2 separate regions of the Homo sapiens genome follow, and region 2 is linked to region 1. A link is a loop called in an ENCODE intact Hi-C map of the cell type or tissue named here. Cell type or tissue: endothelial cell of umbilical vein. All regions are shown on one strand. Each heading gives the region's core, and the rest is flanking DNA. Links, peaks and the distances in the headings are about the cores only.

What was found. Peaks named below come from ENCODE experiments on the same cell type or tissue, not always from the same donor. Only the 100,000 strongest peaks of a DNase experiment are listed, where the experiment ranks them.
Region 2: a loop joins it to region 1, with 5 times the contacts of the local background. A loop is called at or near these places in 10 of 110 quality-filtered maps.

What each region holds. Positions count from the first base shown.
Region 1 is chr1:86,692,223-86,701,839 of GRCh38, reverse strand. It overlaps CLCA4-AS1 (CLCA4 antisense RNA 1), which reads left to right. Exons shown (of 5, transcript NR_135837.1): 2 at 4,078-4,141; 3 at 4,607-4,819; 4 at 8,550-8,677. Among named protein-coding and RNA genes, the nearest start is that of CLCA4-AS1, 7.5 kb to the left of the region's middle. In endothelial cell of umbilical vein, for the core only: no CTCF peak of the experiment used is centred there; DNase peaks (open chromatin) are centred at 5,129 and 6,079; H3K27ac peaks cover 2,136 bases.
Region 2 is chr1:86,770,573-86,780,189 of GRCh38, reverse strand. No RefSeq gene overlaps it. Among named protein-coding and RNA genes, the nearest start is that of SH3GLB1, 71 kb to the right of the region's middle. RefSeq lists an enhancer at 5,379-6,578. In endothelial cell of umbilical vein, for the core only: no CTCF peak of the experiment used is centred there; a DNase peak (open chromatin) is centred at 5,739; H3K27ac peaks cover 2,242 bases.

The sequences.
Region 1 (9,617 bases), core at 1,021-9,020:
TTCCCCAGAGTTAGCCACTATTTTTAAATTGGTATGATTAATATCTGTTATGTTTTTGTACTTTCACTGAATTTATATGTATCTATGAATGGTACTACTATGTTATATTTTTAAACTGCATAAATGATATCATATAGATAAATCCTTTTGCATTTAGGGGTCTAATACTTCTATTTGTGTATTTGATGACCTTTTTGTTTGTGGATTGATTCCTTTTGCTTTGTACATTGATTCCTTTTAGCTTTTTTTTTTATGGCTCATTTTTAGTGATACAGAAAAAAATGTTTCTTCTGTCAGAGACCCCTAAGGTTATCACTGGCTAGTGAGCAATTTTTACATGAATTTCTTTCTTGGCTTAGAAGTTCTAAGATCATTCAGATATTATAAATTTGAACCCAGATTTGTGGGAGTACAAACTATGATTCAAATTCTCAAGGGAGAGAGATCTTCCTTGTTTTTTTCTCTTTCAGAGCTTGTGCCTTGACAGAAAAGCTTCTTACTATGCCAGAAGAAAAGCTTCTATCTAGTCTACCCTTTCATTGAGGGTACAGAATTTCATGGGTTTTTAACTTATGTGTGTGTGTGAGGTCATGAAGTTGGGGGACAGGGTGTGCTCACAGTTAACTGATTTCTGTTTGCACCAAGGGCCCAAGGTCTTATCACAAGTTACCGTGTATTTTTAAAAATTATAAAGGCCAGGCGCGGTGGCTCATGCCTATAATCCCAGCACTTTGGGAGGCTGAGGTGGGTGGATAACTTGAGGTCAGGAGTTCAAGACCAGCCTGGCCAACATGGTGAAACCCTGTCTCTACTAAAAATACAAAAATTAGCCGGGTGTGGTGGTGGGTGCTTGTAATCCCAGGTACTCGGGAGGCTGAGGCAGGAGAATCACTTAAACCGAGGAGGTTGCAGTGAGCTGAGATCACGCCATTGCATTCCAGCTTGGGCAACAAGAGCGAAACTCCATCTTAAAAAAAAAATTAATGAAAATTGACAAATGATAATTGTATATACTGTATTGTATACAACCTGATTTGTAATATGTATACATCTTGGAATGGCTAAATTGAGTGACTTAACATATGTATTACGTCACATACTTATTTTTATGGTGAGAACACTTAAAGTCTGTTCTTAGTGATTTTGAAGAATACAACATGTTGTTAACTATAGTCACTATGTTGTACAATAGATCTCTTGAACTTATTCCTCCTATGTAACTGAAATTGTATATCCTTTGACCAGCGTCATCCAGCTCCCTCACTCTCTCCCAGCCCTTGCTAACCACCATTCCACTCTTTGCTTCTATTGAGTTCAACTTTTTTAGATTCCATATTTAAGTGAGATCATGCAATATTCATCTTTCTGGGCCTGGCTTATTTCACTTAACATAATGTCTTTAAGGTTCATCTATGTTGTCACAAATGACAGGATTTCCTTCTTTTTAGAGGCTGAATAGTTTTCCATTGTATACATATATCACATTTTTAAAATCCATTTATCACCTCATGGATTTAAACATTCAAGCACCATCCTCATTCAATCCTTTCTCCTCTCCAGACAGGGTCATATTCTGTATTCAAGACCCTGGTGTCCAGTTTCTTTTTTTATTTTTGCCACCTGAATATTTCCCTGTCTTTTTTTTTGTAAGCTCAAGTATGCATTATTATTAATTAATTAATTTATTTTGCTGCATTTTACCCAGCATTTCTAAGTATTTGTAGTAGAAGAGTTTTCATGTTATCTAGTCTGTATTGATTAAGGACTGCTTATGTTCAGCTCAAGTAACAGAAACCTAGCTGTAGTGACTTACCCAAATACTGATTTATTTTCTCACCCTCTAAGAAGTTCAGAGGTAGGCAGTCTTCTGTGTTTTTGTTTTTCTATTCTTATCATGTAGCTTTCATCCTAATGTCTCAAGATGGCTCCTGTAATTCTAGGCATTAAATATGTTTTTAAGGCAGAAAAAGGATGAAAAGTAAAGGCAAAAGTACATGCCAACTGAGTCTACTTCTTACTCCTTAAATCAAGAAAACAGCTTTTTCATAAACCCCACGTAGTAAACTTTGGTTTACATCTCATTAGCTAGAACTGGGTCGTTTAGTTCTCCGTAAATGCATTAGAGACTGATAAATGAAATGTGCCCTGTTGAAAAATAAGTATTTCAATTTTTTATATCTTTAAAAAAATCTATATCAAAAATACATATATATGTATCTATATATCTATATATATCTATATATAGATACATATAAATTCAGTTGAAAGTATACAATCATAATAGAAATTAGTATTTTATTTTTAAATCTTTCTTTATTTCTTAAACAGCACTTACTGTCATCCTGAACAAAAATGGGGTTTCTGTTAGCAAGGCAGAAAGAGAATAGTTATAGGGTAAGCAACTATCAATGTCTGCCATGCTGCTGTAAGGCAAGAATTGAAAGTCTCCCATGCTCACTGAAACTTCCTTTCAGTTTTTAGACTGATAAACAGGGCCACTTACATAATTCGCAGGGACCAATGCAAAACGAAAATATGGAGCCCTTTGTTCAAGAGCAAAAGGAAAGTGCTGTTTAAAGGTATTAAAATAAAACTTTTTCCTTTATTTTGTGATCTCTTTTGACTTGTCATTTTTTTATTTGCTGTTTAATGTCATTCTAAGCAAAGAAAAGATTATAATTTAAATTATTAGAATGATTTTTACCATACATCTTCATGTTGTACAATGACAGTGTTATGTTATGTTATGTTATGTTATGTTATGTTATGTTATGTTATGTTATGTTATGTTATGTTATTTTTTGAGATGGAGTCTCACTGTGTTGCCCAGGCTGGAGTGCAGTGGCACAGTCTTGGCTCACTGCAACCTCTGCCTCCCGAGTTCAAGTGATTCTCCTGCCTCAGCCTCCCAAGTAGCTGGGATTACAGGTGCCTGCTACCATGCCCAGCTAATTTTTGTATTTTTAGTGGAGACGGGTTTTTGCCATGTTGGCCAGGGTGGTCTCAAACTCTGTAATCTGCCTGCCTCGGCCTCCCAAAGTGCTGTGATTACAGGCATGAGCCACCGCGCCCGGCCCTACAATGCCAGTTTTAAAACAAATATAAGAGCATTTCCCAGCCTCACTAATTATCAGGGAAATGCAAATCAAAACCGCAATGCAATACCACCTTACTCCTGCAAGAATGGCCTTTAATTAAAAAAAAAAAAAAGATGTTGGCATGGATGTGGTGAAAAGAGAACACTTTCACACTGCTGGTGGGAATGCAAACTAGTACAACCACTGTGGAAAACAGTGTGGAGATTCCTTAAAGAACTAAAAGTAGGTCTACCATTTGATCCAGCAATCCCCCTATTGGGTATCCACCCAGAGGAAAAGAAGTCATTATACGAAAAAGATACTTGCACATGCATGTTTATAGCAGAACAATTCACAATTTCAAAAATATGTAACCAGCTCAAATGCCAATCAATCAACAAGTGGATAAAGAGAATGTTGTATATATTTTCTGGAATACTACTCAGCCATAAAAAGGAATGAAATAATGGCATTCATAGCAACCTGGATGGAATTAGAGACCATTATTCTGAGTGAAGTAACTCAGGAATGGAAAACCAAGCATCGTATGTTCTCACTCATAAGTGGGAGCTAATCTATGAGGACATAAAGGCTTAAAAATGTTTCAATGGACTTTGGGGACTTGGAGGAAAGGGTTGGTGTGGGGGTGGGGCATAAAAGACTACACATTGGGTACAGTGTACATTGCTCGGGTAACGGGTGCACCAAAATCTCAGAAATCACCATTATGGAACTTATTCGTGTAACCAAACCCCACCTGTTACCCAAAAACCTATTGAAACAAAAAAATTATAGATAAAAAACAAATATAACAGCATTTAAGATGTATGTAGAATCATTGAAATTGTACAATTTGTATTTCACAGTACACGCATGCATATGTATTTTGTTCTTACTAAAACAGTGGAAATGCGGCATGAAACTAAATCAATTTTTAAAAATTTTATTTCTTGATATGTGCATATTCCACCAATACTCTACTTTTGGCCTGCTGATGAAGAGTAAGGAAGGACTGAAAGGAGGAGAAACTATGGGTTGCCTTTTCCTTCTGTCATCTGTTCAGCGTAAGTGGTTGGCAGCTTTAAAAAACCATTTACTTTGTACTCTCATTGGTCTTCTGGAATTCACTACTCATAGATGTATTGAAAACACTATATATGAATGGGGCCTCAAGGAACAGCAGCAGACATGTGTCTGTAAGTGCTGATGTATAAAGATTTCCAAGATACCATATTAATAAAAAAAGTGTATGGAACAGTGTATGGGTAATTGAGTGTAAATAAAAAGGAATATGTGTTATATATATATGTAAGTACTTTGTATATGCATAACTTGTAAAATAAAAATAATTTTAAGAAACTACATATAGCAGTTACCTTTGGGGAGAAGGTATGGGGTAAGGAGCGGGAAGGGTAGGAAGCTTTCACATTTTATTTTGTATCTTTCTGTACTTCTTGGATTTACAACATGTGTATGTATATGTAGATATACACACATGTATAACATTTCTTTCATGTTTTTATTTTTAGATTTCATAGTAAAACCTTTGTTGATTTAATAAACATAATGGATACTCATTAAAATATTCAAACAGCATAGAAAGGGACAAAGAAGAAAGCAGCCAGCAATCCAAGTACCACTATCCAGAAATAGCCAGTGATATCTCTTTATGTGTGGAAATACAATGAAAATTGAGTGAGAGACATACACAGAGGAAGAAGAAAAAGAGTAAGTTATAAAAGGTATTAAATTAAATTAATTTAAATTTAGCAGAAATAAAAAACAAGTAAAAAATGAATAAACCTCATGTTATTTCTTTCCCACAGAGGTATTAGATCCTACAAGACCCCTCTTGGAGTCATTTTATGTGAGGTTTTCTTCTTCCTTCTTCTTTTTTCTAAATCACCTGTTTTAATCTTAGACATCATCTATTAACTTACCATGTTAAAGATGAGGTAATTAGAACTTATTTTTTTCTTTCGTCTTGCATTTGTCTCTCTACCAACTTACATTGCTTTTATTATTTTTACTTTGAGTTAAGCAGTGAGTCACCAGTAATGTCCAGTGTTATTGGAGTATGTAGGAAAACAAGCATTCTCAAACACAATATGAGGAAGTGCACATTGATAAAGATATTTTGAAGGGTAATTTGGCATATTAAGTAAAATTTAAATTTGACCCAGCAATTCTACTTATAGCAATCTATCCAAAGCATATTTGTACAAAGATAAGTATACAAGCTTTTGTGCAACACTGTTTTTAATACCAAAGAGTTGGAAATGTTAATCAGTAAGAAAATGGTTTTATGAAGTATGGTGCATTCGCAATGTGAAATACTATAGAAAAGTTAAAAGAATTATGGAGACAAATATGTACTGAAATGGAAAAAATTCTAAATTATATTGTTAAGAGAAAAAAGAAAGTCATACAATATACCTACAGTGTGATTCCATTTTATTATGAAATAATATAAATATATATCCACACATTCACACTGATACAGAATTATACATACAGAGAAAGATTGGGGAGAGGAAAAGGACTGGGAAGGTAAAGAGGAAAGTTCATATTTAATCCCATATACTGAAAATCTGCCTTTGTGTTTTACAACAGGAATGTATACGTTGTATAAAAGGCAGAGAAAAGGAGAAAAAACAGTCTCTTCTCCAATATGTGTAAGGAATCTAATTTTAGGTAGTATTTCTGGTTTAATGATTGATATAATGGGCAAATCTGCTTTCTATTTCGGATGAGAAACAAAGCAAAACAAAACACCCTAGCTTTTGACATAATCTGCATGCCTTGCCATAGATGTTAGCCAACAAACCAAAACTTCTCCTCACCTCAAAATGACATAATTTCTTTCCTATTACACTTAAGATCCTGGAATCATGTAGTTCACTGCATTCTTCAATCTTGAATAAAAGTGCTAGACTACTGGCAATGCTATTCTCTTTCAAAGAGCTTCTTTCCCATTATGCCCATGTTTTTACTTTGAGGACTGAATGCTCATTCCACTTTAAAATAAAGCTTAACTATAATTTTATTTTATACTTTAGTTACTGATATTACCTTGTGACTTGAGATGAAGACTAAAAGGAAAAGTAAAATAACAGTTTGGCTCACATTGTTGGAATTTAAGTTAATATGACTCATACTAGCAATTAGCTTCTTGTCCTGAAAGGTAAATATCAGTGTATTTACTGACGCTTTGAGGTATGGGAGTAAGGAGACAACGCCACCAAATTATGTGGTATAAGTTTAAGCTCTTAAGTTACCAAGGAAAAACTTAAAAGGATCCACTTGCCAGTTACTTACCAATATGATCATCTAACAAACACCTATTATGAGCAACCCCTATGCTAAGTTCCATGAAGGACAGCAATATAAGATATAATCTTTTTTTTGTTAAACGATGTGCATACGTGAGATAATATGGAAAGTTGAATCTAAGAAAGCCTGGCTTGGGAGGTATTCAAGTGGTCGTGGTAGAGTTAAAGATACCCAGAAGTCTTCTAAGAAGCACAAAACATGATTCCTGTACTCAGAGACATGCAGTCCTATTCACATGCAAAGAGGACCTACACTGGCTATTGCCAAGTATCAAGCGAGGTGAGTGCTATCATAAGTCACAGAATGGATACATTATTTGAGTAGTCAGATAAATCTCACAGCATGAGGCATAAGATGTCTAATAATGTCTAGAAAGCAATTGGAAATATGTGATTAAAGCTTGGGAATGAACACTGGGTTAAAGATAGACACTTTGGAGTCATTTGCATGGCTGTGATAAATAAGATTTGAAATAGAAGATAAACAGAATGAAAAGTAAAGGAAGATTAAAATCTGAAGAAAACAGCAAGACACTGTAAAAATAAAGACAGTTATAGAACTGACATGTTCACAAATATTAAGCAAAACAAGAGTTAACTAAGTGGACTGCATTCAAAAAGTTTAAGTAATCTTTTTAACTTTTGCTTGGAATATTGCTGATCCTTGTTTTGTTTTTCAGAGTCAAGGAAACTTATTTTAAACTATTAATGGCCATTAATAATTGAGTAAGGTATACTACTGTAAACAAAATTTGGAGCATGTTCATTTATCTCCACCTGGTTCCTCTAAAATTTGGAGACTACCTGTAAGTACTCTTAACTTATGGCAGTATAGTTGTTTGCATCAGTGCAATAAGAATGCATTTTTCTTTGTCAACAGGACACAATTGGATAAACTGGTTATTTTACCAAGGCTTTGGCTGAAATGGTGTGTTTCCCTTTAAGGAATCAAGCTTGACATGCAGAGCCAATAAAAGCCCCTTGGAGAACTGGCCTCATACCTTGTCTATACAGTCCCCGCACAGGGTTCCTAACCTGTAGTCAATAAAGAATGTCACTTTCTAACAGGTCTGGAAGCTCGGAGTTTCTCTTGGGACCTCAAGAAGTGAGGATCACCCAACTCACAGGTATTTGAGGATACAGACCCATTGCTGGGCTCGGCTTTAAAGGTCTTATCTAAGATTCCTTGTGGAACAGAGTTTCATCAAAGCCAATCCAAGAGACCTATGTAGAAATAACTATTCTTACTGCACTTCATGCAAATAATCAAGCCAAGTATAAGACTAAAGTTCATTCATGATTAGTTTTGACCAAAAATGAGAACTGGAGAGAAAAATTTTGCTCCAAAGCTTATCATACATTTGTCATTAAATCCTCATCTCAATTGTTTTTAAGATTTTTGCTTACATTTTAAACTAATCCTTCTTATTCCTGTGAATAAAATGGTAATCTTCTGCAGCTTGGAAGAAATAAAAAGGGATGGGTAACGTAAAAATCTGAATCAATACACTAGCTCTGGGCAATTATACTGCAAATTCTGCCAGGTAATGAAAGTAAGTAGGGTATCCATAACCTGGAGTTTTCTTTGTTTGGGAAAATAAAAGCAAAGCTTCACAGACCGCCAAAGGGAAATTCTATATCTTGGCAAGTAAAATTTTATATGGAAATTATCTACTACACCACACTTGTGGGAACTGCTATACTCACTCTACTATTTGCAATAGGGTTATACATGGTAGCACCTTCTAATTGAAATATTGAACAGAGTTTCCATTGCTGTTGTATTTTGCTTAATTATTATCCTTATAGTAGGAATAATAGTTACTGACAAAAAGGAAGCATAAAAGTTTTACTATCACTGAGTCTGCTAGGACTTTTTATTGGGTTTAGTGATGATTAACACCTAGTAAAGTAGAGAAAAATCTACAGGTACTTAAAGATCAAATCAAAATTATTGACAGGCTCAGGGAAAATGCCAGCTTCAGCCCCAGATGGCTACAATCCCTCTTTAATAAATTCCAGCCTTCTTTATGGAATTGGTTAACCCCTTTATTAAGCCCTCTCTTGCTTATATGTCTTGTATTGATATTTGGACCCTGTATACTCAATACTATAACTCGAATTGTTTCTTCTCACCTAGAAGCAATCAAACTCCAAATGGTGCTGCAAACTGAACCCCACATGGACACGCCATTCTTCTGAGGACCCTTAGATCCACCCCAGGAGGAGCCCTAGCTGCTGTTCCCCATTCGATGCCCCTTTTCAGCCGTAAGTAGCCAGAAGAAGTCATCGCTCCAAACCCTCTAACAGCAGTTAGTGTGGCCTCTCCCCGGTGGGGGGGAATGTTGTAGGAGTTATTAAGAAATTATTTTAGGCAGATAGAGAGGAAAAGGGGTCCTTGGGAAGTTTTCATTTTTAAAAGCATCTCTGGAAATATTTCTTGTAAAGCCCCCGCTCTTAGAGCCAGGCCGGCAACCTTTGATATGCAAATACAGGCTATTAGAAACTGCGTCCACCCAAACATGGTAATTCCTGCAGCCTTCTTGCCCTTGCCCCACATGTTCCTGGCAACATGCCTACCCCCACATATCCCCACGTGTGTAGAACATCATGATGCCTTACATTTGCATATTAAAAGGCTAGGATGGGAGCGCCAGCTTTTTCATGGGCTATGTGAATGACATGCCTAGTCAAATCAATCTCCTGAGCCCTGTGCAAATCGGACACCAGCTCCTCCAGCCTCTGCATATATACCTGGCTGGTGTCTATTGCATTTGGGGTTTCCTCTCTTGGCTTTGGAGCCCCCCCACCCTCTGTCTCTGTACAGGGGAGCTTCTTCCTTCTGCCTTCTTCCTTCTTCCTGGCCTATTAAACTCTCCACTCATTCAAACAAACAAAAAAAGTTCAATTTAAAGAAAAAATTGAACATCTATACATTTAAAATAAAGTCATTAAACTGAAAACTTAATGGACTAACTAACGGCATATTAGATACCAATGAAGGGAGATTAGTAAATGCAAGATAGTTCTGAGGAAATTATACAGAAAACAGTATGGAGAAATAGGGAATGAAAAATATAGATTAAGAAAAATGAGGATAGAATGAGAAACTTCAGTACACTAACTAACAAGATTTTCAGAAAGTAAGATAAGAAAGAAGAAAGAGAGAGAGAGACAAGTTTGATGTGACAATGACTGATAATTTCCC
Region 2 (9,617 bases), core at 990-8,989, 78 kb before region 1:
ACATGTACAGGGGATGAACAAATATATGACAAAATGTCAACAGTTGGTGAATCTATATGAAGGTTATACAGGTATTCTTTAAACTTTTTATAAAATTATTTTTCAAAATAAAAAGTTGGGGAGATAAGCCCTAGGAGACATTATTCTTATCATTCCCATTTTACAGATGAGAAAAATGAGGTTCAGAATGGTTAAGTAGCTTACTCTAGGTCACACAATAACAAAGTTGAGAATTCAACCTGAGTAGGTTTGTGCAACTTTCATATTTTATGAGCACTTGAAGGAAGAATTGTTGTTACCACTTTTTACAGAGAAGGAATCTGAGACCTAGAGAAGACATGGAATGCCCAGGGTCATGGGTATAGGAAATGGAGCCAGAGCATCAGTCCAGTGTTACCTTTGGAATTTGGGGCTTTTCCCATTGTATGTTGCTGAGAAAGCGAGAGGGAGAAGGAGCAGGAGACGTTGAGATAAGACAGAGGCTAAAAGCCTTAAGTTTTCTCTTTCTGATAAACTTCCCACCTTTACCCTGACAAGTGTTTTAGTAAGATCTGGGAATGGAGCCAGCCCTGAGATGTAGCAACTATGGGCTCAGTTTACAGTCTGATGGATCCTATGCACGCGCTGTTCTCTGCCAGCTCTTTCTTCCACCCTGCACTTGCCTCCACACCTCTCAACATTCTCTCTCTCACATGCACTCAGCCTCTGCAGACCTTACTCCTCCTCATCCTTCAGGCCTCAGATTAGACTGCATTGATTTCAGGAAAACTTTCTTAAACCTCAGCAATCCCTACCCCATCCGCATTCCCGTAGGGTAAGAGACCCCATTTCTTTCAGAGCTTCCTGTTATCACGGCTACTGTTGGGCACCAATTATGAGCGCTAACACGTATTAACTCATTTGGTCCTCAAAACCTGTAAGATTGATAGTAATATTATATCCCCATGAAGAAGTTAAGACATAGAAAACCTAATTAACTTCCTTAAGATAAAATAAAATAGTATAAATTCAAACACAGGCATCTTGTTCAGAACCTAAACTTTTAACCACTATGTGATAATTGCTCTTCTCAGCATGTGTTTATTTACTCTCTGTTTTCCCTGTGTAAGTGAAAGTTCTATTACTTGTTCACTAGTATATCCTGGAACTTGGCCTGGGGCCTGGCATCATCAGGGCCCAATAAATACTTGTTTAATAGATAGCAATGTGGGTAGTGCAACGGGAAGAACAAGGCATCAGGAGTCAAACATACCAGAGTTTGTTACATGGCCACTTACCAATTAGGTGATTTTGGGTAAGTCAATTGACTTTGTAGTGCAGCCATTTTTGTAACTGAAAAATGGAAGTTATTGTGGGAATTCATTGCAAAAGTGTGTTATAAACTGCACTTGGTATAAATGTGAGTCATGATGGTTTCTTATCTCTGGAAGGTAACCAGAACATGATTCTTTCTACTTCCAAAAGAAAAATAAGGTAGAGGCTGTGATCAGAAAAAAGTCACTTCCTGCCTATGCTGACTAGGCCTCCAGGATAGGCCTGAAATTCTGTTAGGTCACGAGACTCTTTGGCTGCCCAAAGAGGCCTGACTTAAGTGCCTAAGTCTGTGCCTGCCTTTGGGAGCTCTGCTTAGGGTGTGAGACTCAGTGTGTCCATGGGGAGCTAATGGGCTGAATCCAGGGATGAAGCCAAGCACTGGGATAGCTCTGCAGCAAAATCAGAAAATGGAAGTGAGAGAATTGTGAAACCACTGTCTGCACTCATCCCTACGGCCACCTAACCCCAGGAGAGGTCTCTGCAGAACAAGGTGCTGTGGGTTCTCTTCTCTCCATCCATCATATTTTAACTGCCTGTGTGCCACTGCCTCCTGCTCAGACATGGGGGCAAGCCCAGGATGAGCATGTAACTGTAAGGAATGACGGGATTAGGTCCACCCTGAATCACGTTAGGAAAAGCAAGAAAACAAATCCCAGAAAAACATGGTTTCAATCTTGTAAAGCCTAGAAGTAAGGCTAGTTCTTCAAACTATTTCTTGACTATGTCTACAGGTATTAAGCTACTTATAAGCTTGGCGAGATTAAAAAATAGATGTTTTGTGAAAATTAAGAAAAGAAAGTGGCACCTCTCTGAGCCAGAAAGAACATGGTAGGAATTAGTAATGCTTTTACTAAAAATGTTGGTTGCCCAGTTAGAGACCATGGGAAGTTGCAGACCCAGGAGGTCTGGCTTTCAGAGAGTTAGACGGCACTTCCTGAGGGACATGGAGAGAGAAATGTAGCTGGATACAACTGTCTGCCAGGCCTTGGGTTGATCGAAATATTAAGCTACATAAGCCCAGTTCTTGCCCTCAAGGAGCCCTTAATTTAGTGGATTTTTATTTAGATTAATTCTAAGAAGTAAAAAAAACAAAACAAAACAGAAGTGTATGGATTAAGGAATAGTTAACTGGGGTCCTGTTTCTAGTAAAATGCTATTCAATCTTAAAAAACAATCAATGGTAAGGAAACACAGCGAAGGCATGACAGTCAAATTTTTAGGTGACAAAAATCTTGGAGGACTAACTCAAATTTGAATGTCTGAATCAATACTTTAAATATGTTTTGACAGAATCAATTAAGTCCAAGTTGAACCTAACTTAAGTTCAAAATAATTAATTAGGTGAGTAGACTGTTAAGCAAATTTGGGCTTAAATTACACTTTAAAAAAGTAATGTCGGCCGGGGTTAGTGGCTCACACCTATAATCCCAGCACTTAGGGAGGCCAAGGTGGGCAGATCACCTGAGGTCAGGAGTTCAAGACCAGCCTGGCCAACATGATAAAACTCTGTTTCTACTAAAAATGTAAAAATTAGCTGGGTGTGGTGGCACGTGCCTGTAATCCCAGCTACTCAAGAGGTTGAGGCACGAGAATCGCTTGAACCTAGGAGGTGGAGGTGTGAGTTGAGGTCATACCAGTGCACTCCAGCCTGGGTGACAAAGCGAGACTCTGTCTCAAAAAAAAAAAAAAAAAAAAAAGCAGTAATGTTGCTTTAGTCAGCCACAGACTTAATATGAGCCAGAATGAGTTTGCCACAAACATGAGTGCAACCCAAGGATGGAATAATAGAATAATAGAAGTAGCGTGTCCAGGACAAGTGGTGTACCACCACTATTGTCTGTTTTGGTCCATTCTTGGTCTAGAGTCTTTTTTTTTTTTTTTGAGACAGAGTCTCACTCTGTCACCCAGGCTGGAGTGTAGTGATGCGATCTTGGCTTACTGCAACCTCCACCTCCTGGGTTCAAGTGATTCTCTTGCCTCAGCCTCCTGAGTAGCTGGAATTACAGGCACGCACCACCATGCCTGGGCCTAAAAAGTCTTCATATGACTCATTTTAAAAAGGATGTTTGGCCAGTCGTGGTGGCTTACGCCTGTAATCCCAACACTTTGGGAAGTGATGTGGGTGGGTTGCTTGAGCTTAGGAGTTCGAGACCAGCCTGGACAACATGGTGTAACCCCGTCTCTACAAAAACTAGTGGTGCCTGGTGGTTCATGCTTGTAGTCCCAGCTCTGTGGGGGCCTAAGGTGAAAGGAATGCTTGAGTCTCAGAGGTTGAAACTGCAGTGAGCCATGAACATGCCACCACCCTCCAGCCTAGATGACAGAGTGAGACCCTGTCTCAAAAAACAAAAAAAAAAAAGAAAGAAGAAAGGGAAAAGGATATATTCATAAGTTCTCTTTCCCTTCACAAAATTTGTCTTCCATTTTTGTAAGACTGTTGAAAATGCATTGAGAATTTTTATGGTCATCCAACTAGAAGAGCTTTAAACCATGACCAAAATTTAAGGTCTAGAAGCCAAAATAATCATGCATAATGAATTAGTCTTTTATTTCCTGGACCTTGTTATGACATTCCGTAGATTTCACCATACTGTTCTTGAATTAGATGCATGATACAATGTCGTCTTTCTTCAGTCTTTTCTTTAGCTCATGATCTCTGCAGCCCTGTAATTGTGTATATTCCTTTGGATATTGTTATCAGCCTCTTTCTCTTCATTTTCTCCTTGAGAATTCATCTACTCCTGTGGTTTACAACTTCTTCCTTCTTGGATAACCTAGAAACCTGTAGTTGCACCTCGGGTTGCAACTTGGACTCCAGTGTTGTATTCCAACTATTTAGGGAAAAGGAATACAAGATAAGGGAGCTAAATTTTGTTTAGAGCATTTTACCTAATTCCCACAATAACCCTGTTTGGTTTGGGCATTAGCACTTTTCAGATGTGGACACTGGGTCACAGAGAGCCCAAAGTCAGAGTTTCATGGAATAATAAGTTGATGATTTGCACCCTGATCTTCTGGCTCCTATTTCAGGGCTCTGTCCACCATGGCTGCCTCTCTTTTGTATCTTATGGTCTGTATTTGGCATTTATTATTCACTCCATCCATTTACTTATGTAGAAATATTGCATGCCTACCATATTTCAGGAACTATGCTAGGGATGGGGGAATAAGGAAATGAGCAGGACACTGTCCTTTCTTTTAGAAGATAACAGGCTGTCAGAGGAGGTTGAAAAGACAGATGACTGCACGAGGTGATAAAGGCCCTGATCTTCTATGGAATGCACTGTTTGCCAAGATAGCTGGGGAGGCAGTCAGGGAGAGATATTTCATGAGGTTTTGAATGAGGAGTAGAAATTTGGCTTCCCATTCCAACAGGGCTGTGCCTTTTATTTCACTTTGCAGGTTTATATGTCTTGTCTTCCTCCCTACCACAAGTACAGGCATAGTAGGCCCTCATACTGTTGAATGACAGCTACAAACAGGACTGAGGCTATAATGCAACAAAATATCCATACTTAATTCTTAGGTAAAAATCACAATATATCAAAACAGATTTCCTATCAGAACAGTTATCAGCATGAGATAGTTCCTCCCTACTTTGTAAGGGAAGAAATTATATAGTGGTGAGATTTAATGGCTCATTTAAGGTCACACAGCATTTAGTGTCAAAATCTTGAGCAGGGTCTGCTCCTCGGACTCCCTATCTTGTACCTTTCAACATCTGAATGTGACCGACTCTTCCAGAATAGCTGGAGACAGAGCCTGAGCAAGAACAGAACAGTGTTTCATCGCTGCTGGTCAGAGGAAGAGTCCACTAAAGTGCATCCAGTATAGAGATGCTAATGGCCTATTAGGATCTTACAATTCTGGCAATTTCTTACCACCCGGACATTAATGACTACAATTAATTATTCACCTCGATCAGACTCTGGGAAAACCTGCCAGGTGCTGTCCTACCCTATGAGAAACCACCTTACTGCCAAAGAGGAAAAGGTTGTTTTTTTTGTCCCTGAATTCACAGAGGGGGAAGCGGTTCTTTTTAATAGGTCTGGAATCTGAACTTTCATAAAAGGCACCTTATCTCCTGACTTTCTCATATGTCTTCATCTGTTCTATTGACTCTCTTTGATGGAATATACCAGCCGGCGCTACAAAGTGCTTTTTAATACTTTGGTAAACAGTTGAGAGAGAAACCTCATTACAGATAAAGTGAGAAGTGAAGTTGGACAGCCCATTTATCTTACTCAAGATGAAGTAAGGGCTGTTGCTCAATTAGGCTAAAATAAAATCTCTCATGTTTCCTTCCTAATGTCTTGTTTGGGGGCAGGGGTATGGGGGCGGGGGAAGTGAGTGGCAGGATGAGTAAGCTTCTGAAATATTGCCCAAGAATGTGACAGGCATCGGGGGAGGGAAATGAGCTTCAGCAGCTGCTCCTACAGCAGTCACTTTGCATTGCTTTCTGCCAGCAGGAAGCGGGGGCATGAGATAGCTAGGAGTCAATCAGAGACAGCCAGCTCAAGTCCTTCTTCAGTCCTGGCCACCCCACTTTCATTAGCAGCCTCAGAAAGGAAAGGGGAGGAGGGGCAGATGGCAAAGGATTATTGGTGGGGCTTTAGGAAGAGGAATTGAGAAGAGTGAATTTGATCCAAATCTAAAATGTATAAAGATTGTACACCTGCTCTTATTCTTTAGTCATTAATCATAGCGGTTTGTTGCTGTTTTTTAATGGGGATGGAGGGGGACAGAGGGAGTGCAGGGGTTGGGAAAGGATGGTGGCAGTGAAGGAGAATGAGAAAACGTGTCTTGTTGCCCTGAGCTTGCACCTGGCTCTTCCTCAGTGTGCTGTGCTGGTTGATAGAATGTTTTCATTTTCTTTTCCCCTCAGAGACACATGTTTATTCTCTTAAAATGGGGAAGATCCCATTTTTCCTTTCAGACTGTTTAATCTGAAAGGAGAAGATCTCGGCCAGGAGATACCTTGTTTCCAGTTTGAATCAGATCAAGTTTACCCTGAGAAGTCTGAGATATGTTTTACAAAGGCAGATAGAATGAAGGCCAAAGTTCTGACTCATTAATTTGATATTTTAGATGTTGTAAGTACAAATACTCCCTCCTAAGCTCAGGTACTAATCTTGTTTTGTATATGATATCCATGGTCATTAGGACTTGTAGTCTACTCTTTGTACTGTGACTTCAGAAAATGTTTATTTAGATAGAAAGTACAAACTACCCTTTCCTTCAAAACTTTTTTGTGAGCCTTAGAGAATCATGTACTGAGGTATTGCCAAATGGTGTTTTGATTCAGCTCCTCTGATTAGGTCATTAAAATAAGAAGATTTCACTTCCTCTCCTTCAAGGATAACCAAGAGCCCCAGGTTGGAAGGAGAGCAACATCCTTGTCAGCTGGCCTGTAGCGCAGTGAAGACCACAGCTATCACCACTACATCAAAACCAAAGTCTGAGAGCACCTGCCTGCCCCAGAAGATTCAGAATCGTGCCCCAAATCTGCCTCTCTCAAGAAAAAGATAAAATGCTCAAAGATCACCTAGAATACTTTACCCATCGTATATAGTAGAGCAGGATGAAAAATCTGGGTTGATTTATGGAGTGGTAAATAGTCCCTTGTTGACAGGATAAATTTGTTTAGAATTTTGATTTACCAGGAATGTGCCATGAAGCAAAGCTAAGAGGCAACTGGGAAGTTCTTCAAGCAGGTATTAGATTTGGAAGTGAGAATTTAACTTGGATGCTTGTCGTTGTGGCTAGAGTTGGGCAAGACCCAGAGAGGGGAGCCAAGTGATCAACTCCTAATACCTCTTTTAGCCACTTTTTATGTTAGGAGATTTTACAGTCCTTTTCTAAGACTTTCAGCAGCCTAAATCACTAGGAAGGTGGTTAGCCTGGCAGCCATCATAACTGAGATTGTATGTGTATATACCCTGGATTTACCTGTAATCTGTGAGCTCTTCGAAGGCAGAAATACTGTGTTTTTCTTTTGTTTAGTAGGTGCACAAAGTGTAATAACTGTGGCTGAACTGAACTCAATGGACTGCTTGGTGTCCTACTGCTGTAGACTAGAGCAGATACAGCATTTTCCAAGTTTCCAGCAAGTCTAGTAGGACTTCATAAAATGGCAGGCTGAAAATCAACCTGCAACTAGTAGCATATTTTACTAAAAATACTCCTGTCTCTATAGAGGGGTGTGTGGTCTTTGTGGGGGCAGGAAAAGTTACTAAGATGTTTCCACAGGTTTATGTAAGACTATCCAACTCCAAATCCAGTTTCTGTGTTCACCAACCCACCTGAAACTACCAAGGTGGTTATCTAGACACCTTTCAACCAGGAAAAAGATGCCCAGGCCAGGAATTTTTTTGAGAGAGAAAGAGGAGAGAAGCTAAAATAAGTTTTCACAGCCTCTTCATTCAAGAAATTGAGGTTAAATAGAAGGCATAAGTTCTAGTATTTGATAGCCATTCACAGTAGTGTTCACAGTAGGGTGATTATAGTTAATGATAATTTATTGTATATTTCAAAATAGCTAGAAGAGACTTAAATGTTCCCAACACAAAGAAAGGATAAATGTTTGAGGTGGTGGATATCCTAAATACCCTAATTTAATCATTATACATTGTATGCATGTATCAAAATATCACATGCACCTCATAAATATATACAATCATGTATCAATAAGAAATTTTAACTAAAAATGATTACATAAACTAAACTACAATTACATAACCACAGAAAACTAGCATGAAAGTGGTTATTTACTTTGAAAAAAAAAGAGAGAAATTTAGAACTTTATAAAGGAAATAAAATGAAAATAGGCCACAATGAACAGTTGACACAAAGCTGAGAGGAATTGAGTACATGACCTCGAAGGAGTCTCCTAAAACTAAGAGGTGGGTCAGAAAGCTGGCAAGCTCTAATGCTTAGACTCACACAAGTCCATGTGTGAAATTAGACTTTTGACCTCCAGGCAGTGGTCTTCAACCCAACGGGAATGCCCACCCTTGGGAGGAGAGCAAATGACTTTCCATGAGGCCCTTACATTTCTTGTAAGGAAATTAATTTTTATATTCTCAATTTCCAACTGTACTTTTTCCTAAGATTGATCTGCCAAGTCTGTGATTGGTTGGCTCTTCCCACCTCCTTTTAAAATTCCCTTTTTTATTAATGACAAACAAACCTCTCATCCATTCTAAATCCTATTAATGTGGATTTCCCAGGGCACAAAGCGAAGGGACAATTCCAGGATGCCTTGCTCCTGAGGGGAGTCCCATGGGTGCCAGAAGGAAATGTTGAAGGGAACTTTTTATTCTTATCCAAGAGGGAAACTCTTGGCAAGGCTCTGAGGGCTCATTCATCCATTCTTCCATCCATCCATCCATCCATCCATCCATCCATCCATCCATCTATCCACTCATCCATCTTTCAATTAGAATTTGAAAGTGAGATGTTTGTCCCAGGGATGAGCATAAATATGCTTATTTGAATTGAAAAATGAAGTAAGACTTTTTCTGACAGAAAGTCAGTCTGATTTAGATGACTGATTTGACAATGACTAGGTTTGCCAAGTTCTATGGTGGATGTTGCCTATAAATTGATCTTAGTATACAGTTCCAAGATTTTGACAAAAAAATATATTCAGAGCCTGTATGCATCATAGAACATGTTGGGAATTAAGCTTATAATTAACATTTTTTTAGTTTAAAATTGTGTAGAGTGCACATAGATTATTTTTCAAAAACATTTAAGGAAATATACAAGAAAATTTGACAACTGCATTAGGGATTCTTAGAGGGCTAGTCTAGGCTGGAGCAATTTGAGGAGGTTTCTTGAAGTGCTAGAACTGAGCTGGGTTTTAGAGGATGGTAAGATAGTTCAAAGTGAAAAGGCAGAGAAAGGCTCTCTGGTTATTTATTTAGTGTCAACAGGATAATGTGTTTCGTACAACTTGAGGTTGTACCAAACATGAGTGGAGAGATGGTAATGTGACCAGCTTAGTCTCAGGACAACAACCATTGGAATGGTAGGAACAATAACGCTGGTCACCTGTCTTAGCCTGAAAAGATTTAATATCTCACTTGCTGGGGAGTAGAAAGAGGGCAGATTGAATAGGTGAATGGGCAATAAGGCAAGTTAGAAAAAGCTTTAAAAGCCCCATAAAGAAATCTAGATTTTAAGCCACACGAACAAAGCAGAGTTTAATCAATGTTAATCTCTCTCATCTTCTCTCAGGGTGTGTTGTTCTTCCTCCGAATCTCCATAAAGTCATTTCCATTCTTTTGCTATAGGATTGC